2 separate regions of the Homo sapiens genome follow, and region 1 is linked to region 2. A link is an interaction called in ENCODE POLR2A ChIA-PET data of the cell type or tissue named here. Cell type or tissue: Panc1. All regions are shown on one strand. Each heading gives the region's core, and the rest is flanking DNA. Links, peaks and the distances in the headings are about the cores only. Region 1 overlaps SKAP1 (src kinase associated phosphoprotein 1). Region 2 overlaps SKAP1 (src kinase associated phosphoprotein 1).

Evidence for each region. Peaks named below come from ENCODE experiments on the same cell type or tissue, not always from the same donor. Only the 100,000 strongest peaks of a DNase experiment are listed, where the experiment ranks them.
Region 1: POLR2A ChIA-PET joins it to region 2 with 11 read pairs; 3 of 35 experiments call an interaction of 5 or more read pairs at or near these places.

Annotation. Positions count from the first base shown.
Region 1 is chr17:48,169,441-48,180,127 of GRCh38, reverse strand. SKAP1 (src kinase associated phosphoprotein 1) reads left to right here. Exons shown (of 13, transcript NM_003726.4): 9 at 1-74; 10 at 9,469-9,519. Among named protein-coding and RNA genes, the nearest start is that of MIR1203, 18 kb to the right of the region's middle. In Panc1, for the core only: no CTCF peak of the experiment used is centred there; no DNase peak of the experiment used is centred there.
Region 2 is chr17:48,252,678-48,265,071 of GRCh38, reverse strand. The region is part of intron 4 of SKAP1 (src kinase associated phosphoprotein 1); the gene reads left to right. Among named protein-coding and RNA genes, the nearest start is that of SKAP1-AS2, 35 kb to the left of the region's middle. In Panc1, for the core only: CTCF peaks have their summits at 4,994 and 5,194; no DNase peak of the experiment used is centred there; H3K27ac peaks cover 1,976 bases.

The DNA of each region.
Region 1 (10,687 bases), core at 1,265-9,264, 82 kb after region 2:
CTTGCCTGGGAGTGTGGGGATAAAAGAGCCTACAGAGGAGAAAGAAGAAGAAGATATTTATGAAGTCTTGCCAGGTGAGAAATTTTGTCCTCTGATTATCTTATGCTAGTTTCAGAAATTCATGACCTGGTGGAAGAATAATAACTTTGAAAATTCCAAAGGAAGCCAAATCTAACCCTCATCCTCTGAAGGAGATAATGTGGGACGCTTTATGAGATTGTAGGGAAGTGGGTAATGAGGCTCTGCCTTGCTCTGGGAGCAAGAAGAATTTGATTAATGAGTGTCTTCTATCCATGCCATGTGAAGTAACTTTTTACATGTGTCCACCAGGTTAAAGAGTCAACAATACTTACGTTGGTTTTTATTGGTTTATTGTGAGTTTTGGAATGAGTCATCAAAATTCTCTAGTTTCAACTTTTTGGTGTGTAGTTGTGAGAATAATGGAAAATCGCTTCAAAATTATGAAGGATTTCAAAACTCTGAAATATGCAAATGCTGACCAACCTTTCTAGTAATACCTTGATAGACCAAACCTTGATAGTAAACCTTGATAGAGAACAACTCATTATTACCTAGTTCAGATATACCATGAATCAAATCACATCTCTTAAAAATAACCCTAACATGTTTTATCTGCTCATCATTACAGCAGGTCTACTCAATATATTTCCTTTCTTCCAAAGGCATGAAAACTAGCATCTCAAAAAATGTATAGTCATCACTGCTTCTGCATAGCCATGTCTGGTGGGGATAACAGCAGCTGGTGAATGGTGCAAAGCTCAGTGGGGGTCAGACAGTGGAGAACCAAAGCCTGAGCCTTTTAATTGTGAAGTAGTTAGACCACAGGAACGCTAATCTTCAAGTCCATTCAGAAAGATCATTCCTATGGAAATTTGCCAGGAGTTCAGTGCTCTGCTGAGAAATTCAAGTTAAGCCTAAATTTATAACAATTTAGATCCCAGATGAACCCAGATGAACCTCAATCCCAGATGAACCTAAGAGCTAAGGTGAATCTAACACTCAAGTCCCTGAAGACAGGGCTGGTTGCTGAAAGCATCATCAGTAGGCAACTTGCATTTCAAGGCTTCCTAAGAAGAGCGTCCAACCCTCTCCACACTGCATTCATCTCTTCCTGGGGAAGAAGCTACGTCTTTGCTTCCTGAGTCAAGTGGCAGGACTGTGACCACATGTCCCTGCCCTGCTGGGGACTTCACCCACCCTCCAAGGAGAGCCTGCTTCTTCTCCTAGCACTTCCAGCCTCTACCAGTCCCGACTTCTCCAGCCTTTTTGTTGTGTTTTATTATGCAAATGATATCTTGGTTGAGGTCGAGCCATTTCTTGTGTCTGACGTTAAAAAAAATGATAATTTCCTCAGCAAGTCATCGTCGTTAATGAAGTTTTACAAAAACAGATACAACCAAAGGAAAATAAAATTTCACAGGTGATAAATTTTTCCAATTTCCCTGGCAGAATTCGATAGGATTGTTAAATTAAGAGTGAAGGTGTCTGTTAGAAAGCAACGAGCAGTGATGGGTAATTTTATAGAGTGGAAAATTGAATCAAATTGCTACATTAAAACACAGCTCCTCTGAGAATCTTCCCTTTCACAGTCGGCTCCATTGCAACAGCAGGGTGCAGAAATGGATCTAATTCACAATACTCCCTAAAAGGAGATGCATTCCCCAGCTTGGCCAGAATCTTCCTAGTGAGCTCACATTCTGCTCACTCCTGCCCAGGCTTGGGGAAATATCCGGGTGACACTCCACTTTGGGTTACAACTGTGGAAGAATGCTCTGGGAAAACCTCAGTGAACCTTCTCGGGTGGAAAGAAAGGGCCTTTTTCTGCACCATGTTTCGTTTTCAAAGGAGTCGGGGGGCGGGGGCTGATGCTTAGAGACACAGAGCAAAGGTGAATAAAGAGGAAGAGTCCTCAAAAAATAAGATGAGTTTGGGACTGTCACCTTACCCCAGGAGTGGGCAATGAAGGTATGATTGGCTTCCTAATGACCATCTTTCTCCTGCCTCCTAAACTCCTCCCCTTGGCCAATGCAGCACCGCCCAGAGTATCAGGGCATTTTTCCAAAATTTACACCAGCTGGTATGTTGGAGTGGCCCCAAGGGCATGAAGACTCATCTGTAGGTACATTTAACCTCTATCCACAACAGCTGCCCATTGGAAGTGAGGAAGGCCACACAGTAGGAAATCCAGGATCTCTTTCTGCAGGTTAGGGAAACAACAGCTAAACTGCACCTAGTTTCCAAAGGACAACACTGTACCCAGCCAACAGGTTCTTTCCCATAAGCCTCTATCCATCACAGTTCTTAGAGTCAGAGTTGGAGGTGGGATATATTGGCATTTAATTATGATATGAATATTTCAGCCACAAGTTTCCATCACCCAGCTTCCTGTCCACTCCACTTAGCTGTTGCTTCTGAACTTGCTGTTTGAATTTTGCATAGTGCCACACCTGGAGAAATTAAGAAGGGAATGTGAGGGGGCCTAACACTGTCTCCTTTCTGCTGCCCTCTCATAAGACCATCTACCAAGCAGCGGCACATGAGACAGCAATGGTATCCTAGGCACAGATACTAGCTCTAAATCAGGATGGATTTGCTCTGCCACCTGCTAGCTGTGAGATCTTGAGCAAGTTACTTGCCCTCTCTGTCTGATTGTATTACCTGCAAAACAGGGAAAACAATAGTAGCTGTCTCAGATGGATGTGCTGAGGAGTCTGGAACTGACATGTGTAAAGTTCTTAGCACAGAACCCTGGCAAACAATGGCATACAGTGAGTACTCAGTAAATGCTGGCTGTTATTAATGTGATGGTGTTTAAACAGGAAGTGTTACCTCCTTGAAGAACTGGGGATGGTTAGGTCCCTGCCCTCTCGAACCAGACCTGAGACAGTCCAGTTGGTTATTTCCAGCTATGTGTATGGAGCAGGTGAAACTGAAAATCCTGAGCAGATGGAATGTGGAGTGCACCTTCTGCTCAGGCCCATTTTGACTACGAGGCCAGGTGCTGGGTGGAGGGACAGCCTACAGTAACATTGGATTGTGCTAACATTGCATACCCATCAAGAGTCAAATGATGTGGGCCTCTAACATTTGTTTCCTTATAATAGGTAAATGTGCTTTGTGGAGGATATTTAACATTGACGGTTCTGCTAATCCTCCCTTTTGGGATGGGGCCCACACAAGCCCACACTGTCTCTATAGGGAAAGCCATGTAAGTGAGACCTTCCTTCCAGAGTATAATTTAGATGGGCTTCCTAATAGGGAGAAAAGTGTATGTAATACATACCAAGTCAATAAAAAATGTTTTTTTGTAATCAAAATAACGCATGGGTCATCACATTAAACTCACTCCATCACATTAATCATGGGATAATTAGCATTTGCTATGTGGCTAGCACTCTTCTCCCCTTGAGGGAAAACCAGAGCCCTCAAGGTTTTCAGCCAGGCCACAAAAACGTTAGTCCTGGAAAATATGGTTTCAAGGTTGGTATCTGGTGGAATTTCTGAACATCCGTGTTGAGCATATGTGGGCCCTTGATTTTTTTAGGATCTCATTTGCAGTAGATTAAACTGCAGGGAACTACCACAAAGAAATGCTAAAGCAATATGTAGAAAATGGAGGCTTTTCTGAGCCCTCTCTCACCACCACCACCACCACCACCGAAGTTATTTTACAGGCCAGCATAGGCCCAGCTCCATGATTCAAGATTCCATAAAAGGACAACTTTTGTCAGGTTTCGCTTTGTCTGAGGTCTCAAGGCTGGGATCCAGCAAGACGTCTGAGACCATTGAAGTGCTGTAACTGGGGCCTTGTAGCAGCTGCAATGGCAACGGAATCTGGCTGTGTTCTCTAGAGAGATTTCAGAAGAGCAAATGGAAAGAGAGATGACGAGCCATCTTTGGGAATTTCTGTGCACATTCCAATGCTGCCCACACTGCCCCAGGGTGTTATTATAAACCTAGAAACCAGATTGCTTTAAAATAAAGCATATAACTGAGTTTTTAAAATTTTGAGTCAAATGGAAACAAGCATTCTGTGGAATTATTTTTCCCCCTGTACAGTTGTTCAGACCCACAGGAAGGGGGAACAGTGAAGATAAGAAGTCTAAGGAAATGAAACAAAATAGAGACCAAAAATACAAAGTTTATGAAGAAAGAGCATCAGGGAAGAGTCAACACCAACATCAGGCCTCCTCTGAACTTCTGGCCTTTTCTCTGTCTTACTCCCATGCCCACTGAGCCCCAGCCACACAGTGCTGCTTGGCCAGCACCAAAACTAGAATCATGTTGTTTCTTCTACCTAGACCATCCCCCTGATCTCAGCCTGTGAAATCATACACATTCTGCTCAAATATGTCTCCTCAGTGACACCTTCCCAGATACTCAACTGGAATTAAGCTTTGTTTTAGCCCTCACCAGTGATTTGTATTCAGGTCTTTCTCCCCAGTTAGTAGATGCTTAGGTATTATTTGTGAAGTTAAATTCAGTGCATTCCAAGTGTTGCAGTTAGCACAAATTGAGTTTAATATCTTATACATCAAGCCCATATCACTGAAATAGGATGCGAATATTTTGAGCTAACAGTTGAGATAACCAAATACACAACAGAGAATTAAATGTGTTATTAGCATCTTGCTTGTATTTTGCATGTTGTCTGATGAGGTGCTATACATCCGTGGATTTATAACATATCTGTGCATGCGGGGGAGCAGTTTATTTCTACTTTTCTGCATGTCCCCTTTGCACCTTGAGTCTATCTGTATTTCTGTTGCATCTGTCACCACAGCACCTTGACATCTGGTTGCACATTTACACAGTTGGCATTTTTTGAAGCTTTTATCACTTTCTTTATTTGGGGAAGTAACTGATTTCCCCTCTTTCTGATTTAGTCATTTTTTTCTAATGTTATTCTTTCTGATATCAGTGTAGCCAATGTCAGAGGAGTGTCAGAGCAGCACTTCAGAAAATAGCCAGGTGTCATGAGAAGCTGCTGGCTCCTCTCTGTCCCTCTGAGGTGGATTCAGTGTCCTATTCCTCTCAGCCTCTCATTAGTGTCCCTGACATTGTGCCAAGAATGTTTATTGAAATCGACTCTCCAGATACTGATGCTCATTTGTGATGCCCCATGGTTCTCTTACATGTTCACACAGTTAACAGAATCTTCTTCAACTGTTTTCCCAATTGAGATGAGATATTTGGGGATCAAGTAGAGCATTTAATGTGATAAGTGGACAGTAATCTTTAGAGGTTAATTTGTTTAAAACCTATGTAAGGTTGGGGTCCCATATGCCCTGTTAGGAGCAAGGACCATTATAATCCATTACTGTTTAAAGTTGAGCTAGCACATAAATTTTAATTCACTCTTAAATGAAGATGTATTTCAGTAGACATAATGCTGAAATGCCTAATAATATTCTTATAAAGAAATTCAACAAGCTCTTTAGCCTAAAAAATATTTTTCAAAATAGTCTCTTAAAATTAAAGTGTCACATTAAAGATTAATAAAAATGAGAACTTTAGCTATTTAACCCACCCCTTCTTGTGAGCAACAAGACTTTTTTTCTGTTGCCATATAATAGTTGTCTTTGACTCTGGGGTTGCAAAGACACCTGTTCAGTTTCATGGAAAGATCTGAGATAACTTGTATGCCTATTTGTATTGTGCCCTCTGAACCTAGGGAGGTGTCTAGGGGTGTAATTTTCACAACCAGCTGTGAATGGTGTTTTCCTTCACTATGTGACAGTGCCCCCTACCCAGTCTTCCAAAGACCCCAGAGGCATAGCGCCAAGCCCATCAATGGGAAGGCTTCTTGATTTGAGCCTACTTTCAGCCACCTGGGAAGGACGGTGTTAGATAAAACAGATGTGGGGATTGGAGCTTCCCCGTTTACATCCATCATCGTAGAGCTTAGTAATGGCGGTGAATGATATAAAAGCTCTATAGCCAATGTTTTTTTTTTCTTTCTAGTTGATTCCAAAAGTGCAGTGGAAATCAAGAGTAACTGGTCTGGAACTGAACTGCATAGAACACATTTCTATTGTTCCATCTTTGTATTATGACTAGATTAAGTGCTGTTGCCCAAAAGAATAAAGGAATTAAGTTTTAGTTTTCATTTTTATCATTGCAAATACATTTACATTCTCCTATTTTACAAATGCAAAGAGCAGGCAAGCCACTTTCAATAATTTATTTTAAAATCAATGCTAATGAGGTTATGTCTCGTCAGTGGCCGAGTTTTACAATAAAGTCTGATTTATTTAGAAAAGATCTTTGGTGAAGCTTCCCATCTAATGGTGGTGGGAAGGAGGTGGAGTAGCAGCACTGTGACCCTCCAACTTCGGATCCAATTTGTAATTCACAGTGGAGATCTGACCCAATTTACATTGATTAGAATTGGGAGGAAGAGACAGCTGCGCACAGACAGCAGAGGTAGAATAAACCTCTGCAAAAGTGCCTAAGCACAGCAAATTATTGGTCTTTGTGATGGAGTTGTTTGATATCAACAAAAGAGCTGCTCTCTGTCCAAATTATTGGGTATCTCTAAAACTGAGGTTGTACCAACTTTTCCTCTAATGTTTCCAATCCTAAAATTAGTCCCATGTCAAAAAAGAAATGCATCATAGCTGAGAAAGGAAGGAAGTGGACGAGTAACGAGAAGACAATGTGCAAAGAATGTTTAATGTGGTTTATTTCAGCATGATCTGTTTCCTATATTTGATTTCACTCCTCCATTAGCTTAGGTTGTTTTATTCCTCGTGGTAGGGTTGAGGGAGCACTACAGGTGTCAAGTAGAACATTCTCTGCTGCTAGATCATACATGGCTATAAGAACTGTTGAGTCAAAGTGCTCCTTTTCCCATACTATATTGTAGGGCATATATATATATATTTTATTTCCCAGAGTATCCGTCCTTTTTTTTTTTTAGAGACAAGGTCTCGCTCTGTTGCCCAGGCCCAGGCTGGACTGCAGTAGCGCAATCATGGCTTACTGCAGCCTCAAACTCTTGGGCTCAGGCAATCCTCTTGCTTCAGTCTCCCAAGTAGCTGGAACTACAGGTGTGCATCACTGTGCCTAGCTAATTTTTATTTTTATTTTTTATAGAGACAGGGTCTTGCTCTGTTGTCTATGCTGGTGTCTAACTCTTGGGCTCAAGTGATCCTCCCATCTCAGCCTACCAGAGTGCTGGGATTACAGGCATGAGCCACCACACCTGGCCATATCAGTCTCTTTCTTACTTGAAATCAATTACTCCTTTAATGCTTTATAGTATTCTAATATATTTTTATGCTGCTCCTTCTTACCTATGAGCTTGGAGCTTACTTCCCCAGTTTGGCATACCGGAACTCATATTGCCCTATAAACATTACATTTAAAAAAAGAAAGAGAAATGTCAAAGTTTCATTTAGTGGCAAAACTATGGAGAAGCAAGACAAGCAAATGTCATTAAGACTCAGGAGAAAGGAAAGTAAATGTGGCCAGGAGGAGCTGAGTATTCAGCCCTCAAAACATTGCTTACTATACCCTATCTACTGTGCATATGTGTGTATATATGTGTGAGTGAGAGAGTGGGAAAAGAGCATGGTGGTAGTGAAAAGAATAACGAGTGTATTTTTCTTCACTTTGCCCCATGTATAAAATAGCTAAATATGATTCTGGTACACATATTTACATTATAAGGGTCCAATTCCTATTTTATCGGGTAATGTGACGAGATGAAACCGGTTAATGGGAGTAAGAAACTTAGGCCAATTATGTTATGACTTTGACCGTATAAACATTTGACTGGAGTTAGACACTGGCATTGAGTTAGAACCCATTGTGAATCTACGGCAATTAATTAAAAGACCATTCCAGCTACCCTCAGGAGCTTATACTCTAATGAACAAGACATGCTGAATAAAAACAGTAAAAAGATAACTACAAGCCCCAAGTACTAGGAACATAAAATTATGTACATGACCAGCCTCCATTACAGCTGAACAAAGATGGATACATTAAGGATTAAGGACTAATTAATCAAAGAGGGTTTTTTGTTTTTTGTTTTTTCCCCAGGACAGAGTCTTGCTCTGTCACCCAGGCTGGAGTGCAGTGGCACAATCTCGGCTCACTGCAACCTCTGCCTCCTGGATTCAAGCAATTCTCTTGCCTCAGCCTCCTGAGTAGCCGGGGTTACAGGCGCCCGCCACAGGCCCAGCTGATTTTTGTATTTTTAGCACAGACGGGGTTTCACCATGTTGACCAGGCTGGTCTCCAACTCCTGACCTCATGATCTGCCCGCCTCGGCCTCCCAAAGTGTTGGGATTACAGGCATGAGCCACCGCACCCAGCCAATCACAGAGGGTTGTTCACACACACACACACACACACACACACACTCTAACATCCTAACTCTAGAATGCTTAAAACTAGAGAGAATGCTTGCATAGAGATAATAATTTTGAAGAGAATTCCAGAGGGAAGGAGAAATGGAGTTTGAGGAAAAGGATTAGGATTCTGGTGATAGACATCTAAATAATCCAATGGACTGGAAGCTCCACAAGGGCAGGAACTCTGACAGTCTTGTTTATTGCTTGTCCCCAGTTCCTAGTGCAATGTCTTGCATGTAATGAGCACTTCAACATGCTTATGAATAAATGAAAGGGAAGGGAAGGAGAGGGCCAGTTTGAAGGTGACAAATTAATATTTTTTTTAAGAACACAGTAATTGCCAGGCACGGTGGCTCACGCCTGTAATCCCAGCACTTTGGGAGGCCAAGGTGGGCGGATCATCTGAGGTCAGGAGTTTGAGACCAGCCTGATCAACATGGAGAAACCCCATCTTCACTAAAGATACAAAATTAGCTGGGCATGGTGCTGTGAGCCTGTAATCCCAGCTACTCGGGAGGCTGAGCTACTCGGGAAGAATAGCTTGAACCCGGAAGGTGGAGGTTGCAGTGAGTCAAGATCACACCATTGCACTCCAGCCTGGGCAACAAAGAGTGAAACTCTGCCTAAAAAAAAAAAAAAAAAAAAAAAAACAACAGTAATTAAACTTTCCTTAAAGAAGAGAGTATGATGAGCTCAGAGAAAGGGGACCTTTCCGTATAAGGAACATGAGACTGACTGGCTGGACGCAGTAGCTCACACCTGTAATCCCAATACCTTGGGAGGCCAAGGAGGGTGGATCACCTGATGCCAGGAGTTCAAGACCAACCTGGCCAACATAGTGAAACCCCATCTCTACTAAAAATACAAAAATTAGGCGTGGTGGTGGGCACCTGTACTCCTAGCTCCTCAGGGGGCTGAGGCAGGAGAATCCCTTGAACCCCAGACGTGGAATTTGCAGTGAACCGAAAATCGTTCCACTGCACTTCAGCCTAGACAACAGAGCAAGACTCTATCTCGAAAAAAAAAAAAAAGAACATGAGACTGTGAACCACTAATTGCTAATACTGATCATTTATCCCCCCAGATGAAGAGCATGATCTAGAAGAGGATGAGAGTGGCACTCGACGAAAAGGAGGTATAAGAGCTTCTAAATGCACAGGCACTGGGTAGGACATTATGGGCTTCTGATTAGAGAAAGCACCTTTCTCTGAGACTACAAAAATTACTGAACTCAATAATTAAGAGGGTACCTGTGTGTGAACCCCAAAGCCCTAAATAAAGTGACTGGGTAGGGAAATACCTAAACTTTAAAAGCAGCCATACATTCACTTTAATTAATGTTCCCAGAACAGCCAAGATTTATCCTAGAGCGGGTGGGAAGCCAAACCAGACATTTATTTTTTCCTATCAATATTTCTTATATCAGTACAGTGAAAATAGAATTGCCTCATCTCTAAGAGATCAGAGGATTGAGAATGGAAAGAATGGAAATGTCTCCTCTCTGAGAGGCCCGGAGATTGCAAGTTCAGAGGGGAATGGAAATGTGTCAGATCTGAAAAGTGAACACAGGGTGAAAGATAAAATTCCTTGGTGATGCTGACTTCTGATAGCCTGGTTTGATTCCAGGCACATTTGGAAATGAATATGTAACAGGTTTGTTGAATATAAAATTACATCTTATTCATCCCAGACTGTTAACCATGCTTCAGGCTGTTAGTGAGCCCATCCTTTCTAAGGTCAGATGCCCCTCTGAAGCCTCCTTAAGTGGACCAAGGACCTATTCCATGGTTGTCAGTAAAGGAATGCTGCACATTGCAAGGGCCACCTCAAGGACATTCGTTCCGTCGGCAGAGCCCTAATCATGACTGATTTAGATACTGGCTGATATTTTTCTTAGGGAGTCTATGAAAATCTTAAGCCTAGGAATTCTTGCCCTCTTTCCCTCCCTGCTCCTTCTCCATTATCTAGCCCTGTCTTTTCCTATTCTCCTCTCTCCTTTCCTTGTGCTTTTTCTTCTCTCCTTATCCATCCAGCAAAACCCCCATTTCTAGGTTCATTCTCTACAGAAAGTGAATACTTAAAAGGTTCAGGACCCAACTTCCTAAGGGTCCAGCTTCTCCCAGGGAAGAGAAGAGACAACGAAGATGCAGCCTCAGAAGTCATGCGCCAAAGCAGGAGAGAAAGAAAGCAGTGGAGGCGGGTGTGATGCACGGATGTGAGTGTAGCTGCAAGTACCTCATGATAGTGAACACATGTGATTAGGTCCATTCTGAAACCTATTTCCTTCTGTTGTCTACTTACTG
Region 2 (12,394 bases), core at 4,395-12,394:
TATTGTTTCAAATAGCTGGAAAGGAGAGCAGCCTTCCCCATCACTCACCAGAGCTGTGGCTCACCCCAGTAGAGTCATGTTTTTAGCAAGGTTCCTGTGGGAGACCTGTTTATGAAAGTGGCATTTGTGATTCAGACTTCAGCTCCCCATGCCAGCTTCGGAAAGTCAAACAGATGTTTCCTCGTTGACTGCAGCATAGCTCATCACTTATCCCAAGAGGAAAATCAGAAGAGGCTGGGGACAAGTACAGTTCTGTCAGCCACAACCACAAGAAAATGGAGATGGAGGGTGTGTGTGTGTGTGTGTGTGTGTGTGTGTGTGTGTGTTTTGTAGATTTGATTAAATGTAAGTTTAAGTATTGCTTTATTTAAAGATAGAATGATTCATCATCTATAGAAAATTTTATCCTCTACCTAAATTTCCTTTTCTACTCCCTTTTCCCTCCCCATTTCCTGGCAAAGTTCAGTATCTTTATGGGTCTCTTTGGAGTACAATCTTTGTGCTTTTCAGTTTTGCCTTGGATTAATAGGTTGTCTGAAAGCAAAGCTTAGCTCCTGATTTGTTTTATAAGAATAATAAGACCAAAGTTACTTTTCATTCACACATCAAAACACATGCATACCAAGAAAACAAATAAAATGTACATTGAATCTCATATACCACAGTAATGTGGCCTGGGAATTAAACTCATTAAATGGATTTCAAAGAACTGGGTAGTATGTAGTGGAAAACAATTTTGCAGTAAGCCTGAACTAACATTAGGTAGAACATAGTAAGACCTCTTTATTTCTGATCTCTGTGTGTGTGTATATATATATGTATAAACATATATATGTATACATTTTGTATATATATATAAAGTAGTGTTGCTGATTTTTAAGCTAGATATCAAATGCTTTAGAAAATACAAAAAATCAATTTTAACCATTTCCATGTTTTTGTTTTGGACATTTATTAGATATAATCTTGCCTAATTGTAGTCTAAAGTCAGATTTTTAAGTTAGATAAAAAAAAAAAAGCTGATGTCTCTTTGCTTGGATTGAATTCCTCTAGTCCTAGGCCCTAAAACAGTAGAAGGGTTGCGGCTGGTTTAGAAGTTTCTCTGCAAATGTACGTCTCTGTCTCTCCCTTTCAGACACTCTCGTTTGCTCTCCTTTCTTGCTCTGTGCAAACGCAGAGTGGTGTCTGTGTTTCAGGAAAAGAATGTGTGTTAAAAGAACTAATGGTCCGACTGTCCATCAGACTGGGCAGCAATGGAGGTCATCTGGCGGTCAAAACCAAATAATTTCAGCCTGTTCCTAAAGCCCCTGAAGCTGTTGACTCGATGACTGGAGTTCACCGCCTCTTGTTGCTTCTGTATCCTCTGAAACCTGGGACCTTTTTTTTGGAGACAAGAACGGACATATTTTCTCCATAGCAACTGTGTGCACAGTGCCCACCATTCAGCATTTGCTCAGGTTAGCTTGGCTAAAGTATACAGTCAGTGCTCCCTCTTGATACGTGTCTGCCCTGAATAGAAGATAGATCAGATTCTAAACCTAGAGGCCCCCAAAATATTGGAAGAGTCAGGATACTTGTGCATGTTTGAAGCTCATTGTTATACAGAAAATTTAAATATTTAAAAATAGAAAATATTTGTCTGCTTTTATAAAGAGACCCAATGTTCTTAATGCAAAACTTTCTACAGGCACATATTTTAAGGTGACTTCCAAGTTTCCACATTCATATGGAACAGATGGGAATGGAAGTAGTTTCAGTGTGCTGACAACTCCATTAAAAATGTTTTAAAATCCATAATCCATAAATCTGAACCACATATTGGTTATACTCATAGCCCTTTCAGTATTTCTTGTACCCTATTTGTGAATACCACCACCTGCTGGTAGTTAATGACAAGCTCTCACTTTGTTTACTGAAGAATCAACCTAAAAGTCAGTATTAAGTAAAATTTAAATGTTTTTAAGTAGGTACAATTTTGAGGTGAAAATCTATTTACTGTGTTAGTTTGAAACATCCTAACCACAATTAATTTGCAAAAACTTTTAAACAGACATTTGAAAAAAAATGCACATGAAATACTGTTTTGAAATGAAAGCTATTCTTAAATGATAACAATTTTTATTATCTTTTAGCTTCTTTTTCCTTGCTGACAACATTTCAAAGTAATGTTACAGATATCCACACCTTCAAGTCTGAGTTTCATCTCTTCTACTTCTTTTGTTTGCCTGCTTTCTAAAAGAAGTGTGTGTGTGCAATGAAATACCAAGGAGGAGGGACAGGAAAGCATGGAAAATCTACAAGCTGAATAATTAAGTGTTGACTTCTGAAGATTATGTCTGTGACTGAGGGATTTACCACTCTTACTTTGGCATTGGCTCATAAAACATATGTTCACAAAATCTGTTTTATGGGCTTTTTAACAGGATAAGAAATTTAAAATTTACAACAGAATAGGAAAATCAAATCTTCATGCAATGAGATTACAATATACATTGTTTATTTTAATTGTTCAAGTTTTTACTCATCAAACAGAAATATACTATAATACTTTACAATAAAATATAATGTCACATTGCCCAAAACAGTGAATGACAGAATTTTGTGGATTAAGGATATGGATTAAGGTAATCCAAAACTGCAGTTTATTAAACTTCCCCCCCAAAAAACCATGTGTTGTTCTTATTCTGAAGCTATGCTCTTGGAGTTTTCTGGCTTTCTTAAAAATGCATCCCAGTCCAATTTTAATATATGCCTTTTGGTGAGTCATTTTTATGATCTCTTTGCTATCTACTGAGACTCTTAAAATGTACTGGTTTGAGGCCGAACTTGGACTGTGATTCCTTCTTCTTAAATATGGTCTTCTAACCTCCTGACTGGGGGCCTCCTGCAGGTGGATGATTCTCTCCAACCCTCCAATGTAAGAGGCTCTGCCGCCTCAGGTAGGCCCTCCATCTTCTTTGTAGGCAGCCACACTACTAATATTTTTAGATGTTTGCAGCATTCATGTCTCAATATGTTCAGTATTTCAGGCAATTCGAAGTTGCAGACCCTTGGCAGCAAGAAACAAACCCTCACTGAAACTTTCTTTTACTTACATAGCCTGTGCTGAGTTTTATGTGTTATCTGGAGAAGAATGAAATTGATCCAACGCCTTTCCAAGAGGAAGAATGACTTCCAGAGATTTTTCTCTCTCAGGGGAGCTTTTACAGAACTTTTTCAATATTCTTTCATTGTGTGTATGGTTTTTTCCCCCACCATAAAACAAAAGGAACCTGTAATGCCATAAGGGGGCAAGGAATAGAAAGGGTAGAAAACAACGACACCAAATCCCTTTTGATGTGGGAAACCTAAGTAACAAACTCTATTAATTAGCCTAGGAAGTTTCTTCCTGAATTTGAGAATTCTGGGTTCAGTATGGCCCTTGCTTTGGAATTTTTACAGTTTGTTCCCCCATGACTCTGATCACTGCTACCAGGCCTGAGTTATGCTTCCTGCTGCTTACATTTAAAAGGTCACCAGGACAATGACTAGGTGACCGCCCATCACACAGTCTGTGAGTACATCCTCCAATAGCATCCTCAGCGTAAAACGCCCCCTACTGCTTCCAGGATGCCAGTTCACTAATAATTCTCAGGCCTTACTCCTAGCAACCAAACTAACCCTGTAGCTCCCAAGGATTCCTGCGTATATAAGGAGAGGGTAAAGGTTGGTGCCACATTTCTTTTTAAGGCTTTATAAGGCTCTATTCAGAGTGAGTCACAGGCATGTCACTCTTCTGTTGTTCACCAAAGCATAGATTCTTTACTGTCCACAGCATTAAAGCATGGCGTATTTTGAGAGATGGTTTTAAGTCATCCTTTCAACTAATTCAGATAAACATCCTTGCAGAGCATGGCATCAGAAATTTTCCAAAAATTGTCAAGGACTGACCCCTGCCCTCCTAGGACTTGCAGACTTAGGGGTCGTTCAGATCCAAACACAACTATAATAATTCTAATTCTAAAATGTGATAATTGCTATAATAGAAGTTTTTTTAAATACTGCAGGAGAGGGAGTGATTAAATTCACATCAGGGATTCCGAACAGCATTTTAGAGTATCTGGATTTTGAGGTGAATCTTAAAAGATGAACAGAAGAAGAATGTTCCAGGCAGGGGAACAGTAGTACTAAGAACGTGGCATTTGTTTTCACCAGGTTTCTTGCATCCCTTGACCACTTGGTTGCCTTTGTTGTTAAACTGTGTGTGTGTGGTTAACCAATTAAGGAAAGGAGAAAAGCTGATTCGAGATAGTCATGGTGTGAAAAAGCTTTGATCTGGACGTTTACCTTGATTTCTTTTCACGTGGTGATTCCGATATAAATAATGTCATTAACTTCCTTTTTTTCCATCTTACAACACATTTACCTGTTTCTTTCCATGTATATTGATACACACACACACCCCTCCAGTGTTTATTCTTGGGCATTTTCCAGTTTCTAATATGATGTCCACGAGTCAAATCAATTAAATTGAACCGATAATACAACTTAATGACCCTTCTTATCTTTGCAAGTAAACTTGAGAATGGAATGAATCTAAATGCCAACTCATTAACCTTGAAAGACAATTCAGGTGGTTTTATTCTAATGTTTCTAGTGTTTGTTTATAGTTGAGCACACTTTAAATATGTCTACATTGTTTAATAGCCTCTTGTACACAATTTTTTGATGGACTCAATTGATATTCTTCATTAAAGACCAGATCCTAATAAACTCATCTCCCTTACTCTTAAATTCACATTCAAACAGGAGATTTCTTAATGGCTTCTTAAAATGCTAAGTTACTAGTTTTAAATTTATGTATTTCATGCTGCTAGCCTCGGAGTTTCTTGTCCACATCAAATTCCTAATTATTTCTTTTAGATTTGTGGGAAACAATTGTCCAACACTTCTCTCTTTTCATTTTTTTCTAATTTTGTCATCCATGCTGCTCACTTTTCATGCTATGGTTGTCTTCATTAAGAGATTGGTGGGATTTTGGTCCCTAAAGACAAATAATTTATTAGCTCTTAATGGTGATCTGGAAGGTTACATTTCAGGAAATTATTTATTTTAGTATGTTTTTAACTTGTTTTTAAGGAAGCTTCCTCCTCCTTTTACATTTCCAACTGAGAAGGGCCATCCAGAAATGTCTCCACTGCCACCTACTTGCAGTTTGGAAATTTACATGCACCTGGCTTTTCAAATAAAGCTGACCTTTTTTCCTGCCAAGGCAAGATTACTGTCAAGAAAACTGTAGGTGGCATTGTGGATTCTCCTCATGTTTTTAAAGGCATGGGTTTTGTGAAGTTGCTAGAAAAACACCTACGTTATAGGATTTTTACTAACATTCGTAGCAACAGCTTTTTCTGTAAATGTATGTCTTCTTCTATGATAATTGTATTGCTGCAAATTATGTAGGTAACAGTCTAAGTGAAAATATCATTCCTAAATGCTTTATTCATATTTATATTCGAATTACATTGCTATAGTCATAATCCTTAATAATTTCTTATAAAGCACATTATATAATGCATTCATGATTACGCTATGGAAAGCTGTTACCTAACACATTGTAAAAGGCAGACATTTTAAAAAACAATGTATGTTCCTATTTAATACAGAGAGATGAGTTATCAGACACTGTGTGTATTTGTAATTTCATAAATAATAATAAGGTATGCATAAATGGCTCTTTAATACCCAATGTTATTATGTAGAGAAGAAAGTGAACTATTCTAATATAATAATAGATATGAGAATTTTGAATTATTTTTTCTTCTTATCGTAACAGTGACCACTCTTTGCCTAATGATTTCATTTTATTGCGAATCCTCTGCTTGAAAGCTTAAAGATTTGACATTGTTCTGCACTTTTAAAATATAGGTTATTCTGAAAATCCTAGCTTGAGTCATTTTTGCAGCATGTACTGTAGAGTCCCCCATTTTAAAAAATTACGGACATTCAAGCATCTGCCTAAAATTTTAATTGTTACCCAAACATCATCTACCTCATTTTTCTCAATTTTCATACAATATAACTAGACTCAATTTTAAGTATAGTTTGGAAAGTATTAATCATTCTGAATCTGATAAATTATTTGGATCACATTGTAGGTACAGGTACCTACATATGAAAACATGATTAGTGATGAGAAATATTTTATTCTTTCTCATGAATGCAGAGTTAGGAGTTCAGAGTACAGGCCTGGTCCTTCTCCAGAACCATTCAGTACTATCTAATTTCCCATCTATACAGTTTGTCCCTAAGTGACATTTTAAAAGCAGCTGTAACTTTATGGTTTTTTATGTTCAGTGACTGTAGAATGCTTGTCTGAAGTAAAACAAGTCTTTGCTGTGTGTTCCATAGCTGGTACACAAGCAGTATTATGTTTGTACTTTTAAACAACTTCTAATGTAATCTGATTTCATTTGTATGCTACACACCCTTTTTAAGATTTTTTAAAATCTCATCTAGAGAAACTGCAAGTCATTTAAGTTTCCTTAACGGCACCAGTAATGTATATAAATCTTGTTAACATGCAGTGCATTACAGAGTGGAGTGGCATTAAAACTCTTGTTGCACAGTCATGCTTTAAGGAAGGCTTCCAGATCCTGAGATAAACTGTGTGCTTGGTGAATCCACTTCATTTGAAAGTGACTAGAATATAATTTGTCTTATAAGGACAATCTTTTCACATAATATAGAAACCAGGTGAGTTCTTGTTAAGCATATGGAAATCTGCACACACATGAAATAAAGTTTTATATTTTGTATCTTCTCTGTTAAATGCAATAGAAGAACATTTTGGACTTTGTGGGAGACTTAATTTATGGATGTCATTCAGGTGAACAGAGATCTTTGAAATTTCAGTATCAAAAGCACCATCAGAGGACTGTCCTTTTGGGAATACTGACAATTTGCTACCTAAGAGCATCACTTTAACTGGCCTCGAATCCTGACTTTTTTTTGTTGTAGGATGATAAAGCACTAGTGTGTCATGATGCGAGCTTTTTGCTGGAACTTGGTGCAAGAAGACAGGTGGGCCAGAAGGTGATTGTCCTCAGCAGATTTCTAATGTTGGGTCGCTTTTCTCATCCATGTGGCCCATTCTCAAAGCTGCTCTTCCTTTGTGAGCAAATCAACCTCTTGCATGCATTCAGGAGATATATGAACAGCTTCAGAGGCTCCAACTATCAGCTTCTCTTCTACTTCAGGAAATGAAGAAGCTGCATACACTACAGTTATTTTTAAAAGACTAATAACTTATAGGTCATGGTAGTTTTTTTCTATAGTGTTATTACCATTATTATCTTCTACAGCAGTAAAAATTGATTGTTGAGATGAGCAGTGTGAGAGACCCTCAAATTCAGGCACCAGGACTAAATCTCCCATCTAGATAACCAAAAAAAAAAAAAAAAAAAAGAAAGAAAGAAAAAAGAAAAGAAAAGAGTATATTAAGCTGCTAACCATCTTCCTTCTTTGTAAGTTTCCGACAAATTTTCTGAATGTCCATGGATGTACCACAATACATCCTTCAAAGTGAAGCTGCATTTTTAAGTTATAAGTCTTAAGTCTGTGACCATCTGTCACCTGTTTTGGTCCTCTTTACCATATTTGCATTACTGCTATAATTATAATACCTTCACACATAGCTCCACATGTAAGATTTGTGTTTGTAGTAAACTGGCTAAATACTGTTTGGATACATACTTGGGAATCCAGGTAAATGTGAAAAAGGCCAATTTTTTTAACCCCAGAATATGTTAACAGAAAATACATCTAGCGGTTAAAATGGAGAACAGTAAGTCAGGAATCCTTCAGTTTCATAACCTCAAGCTACAGTCAGTACTTTCTAGACTCTGTAGGTAATGAGACTTGTTTTTAAAAGTTAAGATAGACCTTTTAAAATACAAAAAAAAAAAATTTTAAATGACAGTAAGCTAGGCTCTCATACAGTTGTGAGGCTTAAACATTTGAGATTATCAAAATAACATTGTGTGTTTTTTCATCTCTTTATTGCATATTAGTTCTTTAGTATCATCCTTGTGCTTAATCAAGTAGACATGTGAACACTTAAAACCTCTTTGACTTTAGGGGGTATTTTGCATCCTTCTAAAATCACAAGAGCATCAGCAGTGTTTGGACCAAGTGACTATTCCATCTTAAGATGTGGCCACTCTCCCCTCCATATTGAGATGTATTTCACCATCATTAATAATGCATCATCCACATACCATTTCTAGAAATATTTTTTATTTATAGCTTAGCTTCTTCCTTCCTTACCTTCAATTGCCAAAGGAGCCCTCAGAGCCTCCTGTCCCATTTTTACCTTCCTTCTCTCCTTTCATAGGCAATGTCCTTTACAAGACTTTCTCAGCACTGATAAACAGATCAGTCCTGCTCCTTCATGAATCAAATTCTCCACAGAATAAAGGGGAATTTCTCTGCATGAGGCTTTGTACACTACCTCACAGCTATCCTGAAAACTAGGACTAGGATGCTGGTGGAGTCTAGTCTCCTTCATTGTCAATGTAACAGTGTGACTCCGTGATGCCACAGACTAAAAGGAACATTTGCTCTTCGGGGCCCTGAAAATATTTTTGTTTCTTTTTATTTGTAGACTTGATATTTAAAAGTATCTTTTGGCTAACCACTTTCACCTTTAAATATTTCATTTTTATTAATAGTTATTTTCAAATAAGAATGTCAATTATAATTAACAATTTTTTCATCATTCAGTCTGTATGTAATATCAGACCATTAATAAAGTTTACATGGGATTGATTTACTTGAATTTTTCTCTCTTACACTACTCTCTGGACCTTTTTGCCCTAGTTCTATGTGTGAACTCCTCACACACACACACACACACACATTTTGGTAAACTGAAGAATGCACATTATTAAGAAGAGAAGCCAGTGAGAAAGTGACAAATGCATGGGGATGACAAGGAAGGAGGAAACCATGCTAAGTGTGGCTATTTTATAACCTTATTTATATTGATTTAAAAATGCATCTTTGCAGAAGCCTTTTTCCTTTGCTCTTTCGGCTGCTAAACTGAAGAAGGAGAAACCAATGATAGCCAGAGTGTTAAGCAGAGAGCAGACGGTAGTGATTTAGTAAATATTGCAGTGTCAGTTTTATTTCATTTATACAATTTATTTCATTGAGAAATATTGGGTAAAATAGATTTCCAAAACAAACGTTATGACTTATATTCTCCTAGGGTGAACAGACTGCATTTTTCATAAGCTGAGGCTGCAGATCTCTTCGAAGGAAAAATTATGGGGGTTGATATTACAAACCTCCTAGATAGCTCTTAGGTGTAGATTTTGAGGTAGTAAGACTAGAATGTTTGAATATTGTGGGATGATTGTAAAACAAAAACTATAATCTCTAGCCACGTTTTGTTTAAGTTAGGGAAAACTTTAACCTTCAAATTTTTTACTGGAAAATTAGTTTCTCTGCCAGATTACATGATTATCAATGTTAGGGGAATCATTTTGAATGTAATAATTATAGAGAAAGGTCAAGATTTTTAAAAATCTATTATATTGTATCCTGTTATACCATATTCTTTATCCTAATGTGCAGTACAACTATATGTAAATATATATATATACATATATATATATTTAGTTAGTACTGGTGCAGAAAGGAAAAAAATCCTTTTTTATGTGGCTAAGAAATAAAAAAAGAACTTGCCTATAAGTAGCAGTGCAAAATGGGAGACCCAGAAAGTAGTGGAGGTCACCTTTAATGAGTGCAAACAGATGACTGCAGTCTCCACTCTTAGACATAATTCTGATTTAAGATCCAGTCATTTTGTCTGGCTTGAATTTTAATTATATTCTGTTAATTAAAAACAAGATAAGCCCAATAAGAGGTTTCAGACTCTTTTCCTCTTCCTTTCTTCACCAAGTATGAGCTTATCACCATCTGCCTTTCACTAGGTCCCTCTGTCTCTCCTGTGATGACGTTCAGCATTTGAAGGAGGAGTACTAGCCCATCCAGGGGAGGAGCTTCTGATTCATTTCAATGTGTAGAGAAGTTTCCATGAAAGGGAAAGAAGAAATCTCAACAGCTTACCCAAAGGAAAAAAGAAAAACAAAACAAAAGCCCAAGCTATAAGAAAATTCAAGTGCTCTTGGGATCATATCATAGATTTTCAGACCATTGCTGATGATGTTAGAATTGTATTTGCTTGTATTATTGAAGTTTACATCCTTATTGCTTGGAATTTGCAGAATTTTATGGTATTTCTAGGTGACAGAAGTATAAGAGAATCCTTGTCACTTAAGCAGGAATAATAGTATGTTTAAGTTAAATAAATCTACTTTTCTTCTAAGACAACATACAGAAGCAACTTTACATCTTGCATCTAGTAGGCGTTCAGTAAATATGACAGAATGAATTAATATTCCATGAACACCATTGAAAAGCTAATGTGTTGTCAAAATTCTCTAAAATAACATGGCTATAATATATTGTAGTGTGGACTTAAGTAATTCTTTTGTTTCTCTTTAACAATACATCTATATATATGTGCACTTGGGATTTATACTTTATTGCCCATGCAGACATGATTGCTTATACTATGTATCAAGAAACTAGTTTAAATTTCTCAAACATTTATGTCATATGTGGAAGGCAAGATTTAGAGATTTAAATCAATATGTTCAGTAGCAGTAAATGGCAATTAATAATGTGCAAATTTTGCATATTCCATTCTAGCTTTGTGATTAGGAGTGAAAGTTACTTTACACATTGCACATTATGAACTGAAGGGGGAAAAAAGGAAAAGAAAACATCTCTTGAAGGAAGTTTCTCTTACCAAAAGTTTTCCTAGTGTTATTTTTATAGCCGAGTGAGAGAGAATTTACAGGGAGTTGAAATCACTGAAGCTAATTAGTTGAATGGCCCTATTATTTATCCAGGGACACGTAGTACAATAATTGCTATTGCAGGTTTGAAGCATCTCAGGGATATTAATTCCAGAGCTTTCATGTCATCTCAGTACAGTAAAACTTCCTAATGGCACCCTGAAGGTGCATAATCTCATTTTAAAACTACTTTTTCTTATTTTTTTCTGAAGGAACTGGCAGAATCTCCTTCCATAAAAGCTGAAAAAGGGGAAGAACTCATAATATTTTCCTCATAAGAAAGCAGTTATATTTTCTTCTTATTATTATTTTTTACTGTGTGACCTTTCCTGCCTTCTGATGAGGGGTTTGCTATGGCACTTTATCAAAAGTTTATCTGAACTCTGGTCCTTTCCTCCCCTTGGTGGCAGCCAGAGCATCTCTTGATCTCTCAGAGAGAGATAAGGAAGGCATGAGGTGGCATTGGCTCTGGTCCCTTCCACAGTCGTATAGAAGAAGAGGTCTATTACAGAACACAGCAGGGTCCAGGTTCAGTGGGGAGAGATGAGTCCGGCACCTATGCCTAAGAGAAGTATCCTGTAGCCATCCTAATCCGTACCTAATTTGGATTCCCTTGGAGAAAACAACAACCATAATATCTCTATAAAATCACACCAAGAAATGCCACGTGTAATTTTAGAGAGAAATGAAGCCATTGCTCATAAAACTGCTAGCACTGTCTTGAGTCAAGAGTAGTGTGGATTGTTTGGCAAATATCCCATGCTCATCTCTGGAAAACCATCTCTGTTCTTACATTTATCTTTCCTTCTCCCTCCTTCCCCTTGCTTCTTAATTCTAGGCCTTGCCACAACTTGAAGGCCCAGAAAAAGACTCAGAAAAAAAGAATCCAAAGTTTTAAGGGTTAGACTTCTAAGTGTCCCCCTGGAATCTTAGAGGGGACTCGTAGAAACCATTTCATCCTTGCCTCAGCCTTAGCCTCTCTTTATACTCCCACCTTGCAAATCTCCAGAGAAAGATTGACAGCCCCCCTTTAGTAAGAGCTAGGATGGCTCACAACCTGAAACCTATCATGCTTACTTCATGTTGCAGTTCTTTAAGTGAAGAGTGACCAGAGGACCACAGTGACATGTTCCCACTGGGGACCAGAATGATGTCACTCAATCTGTGGTCTTAAAACCTAGACAACAATTTGTATCCAGTTTTCAAAATCTGAAAAGCAAATACAACTCTTACTATGCCATTAAACCCGAGAGAAGTTCTATAGCATCTACTCCAGCAATAAAGCAGCAGAGACCTCCAGGGAAGCTGATGCAATTAGGAAAACTTGACTTAAGTACAGTATATAAATCAAAGTTCCTCCCTCATATTGGCTGTGGTTGTAAGTAGCTGGATCTGTACACACATGAGCACATACACACACACACACACACACACACACACACACACACACACACTAGCTTAGAGCTTTGGCCATTTTTATCACACAGTCT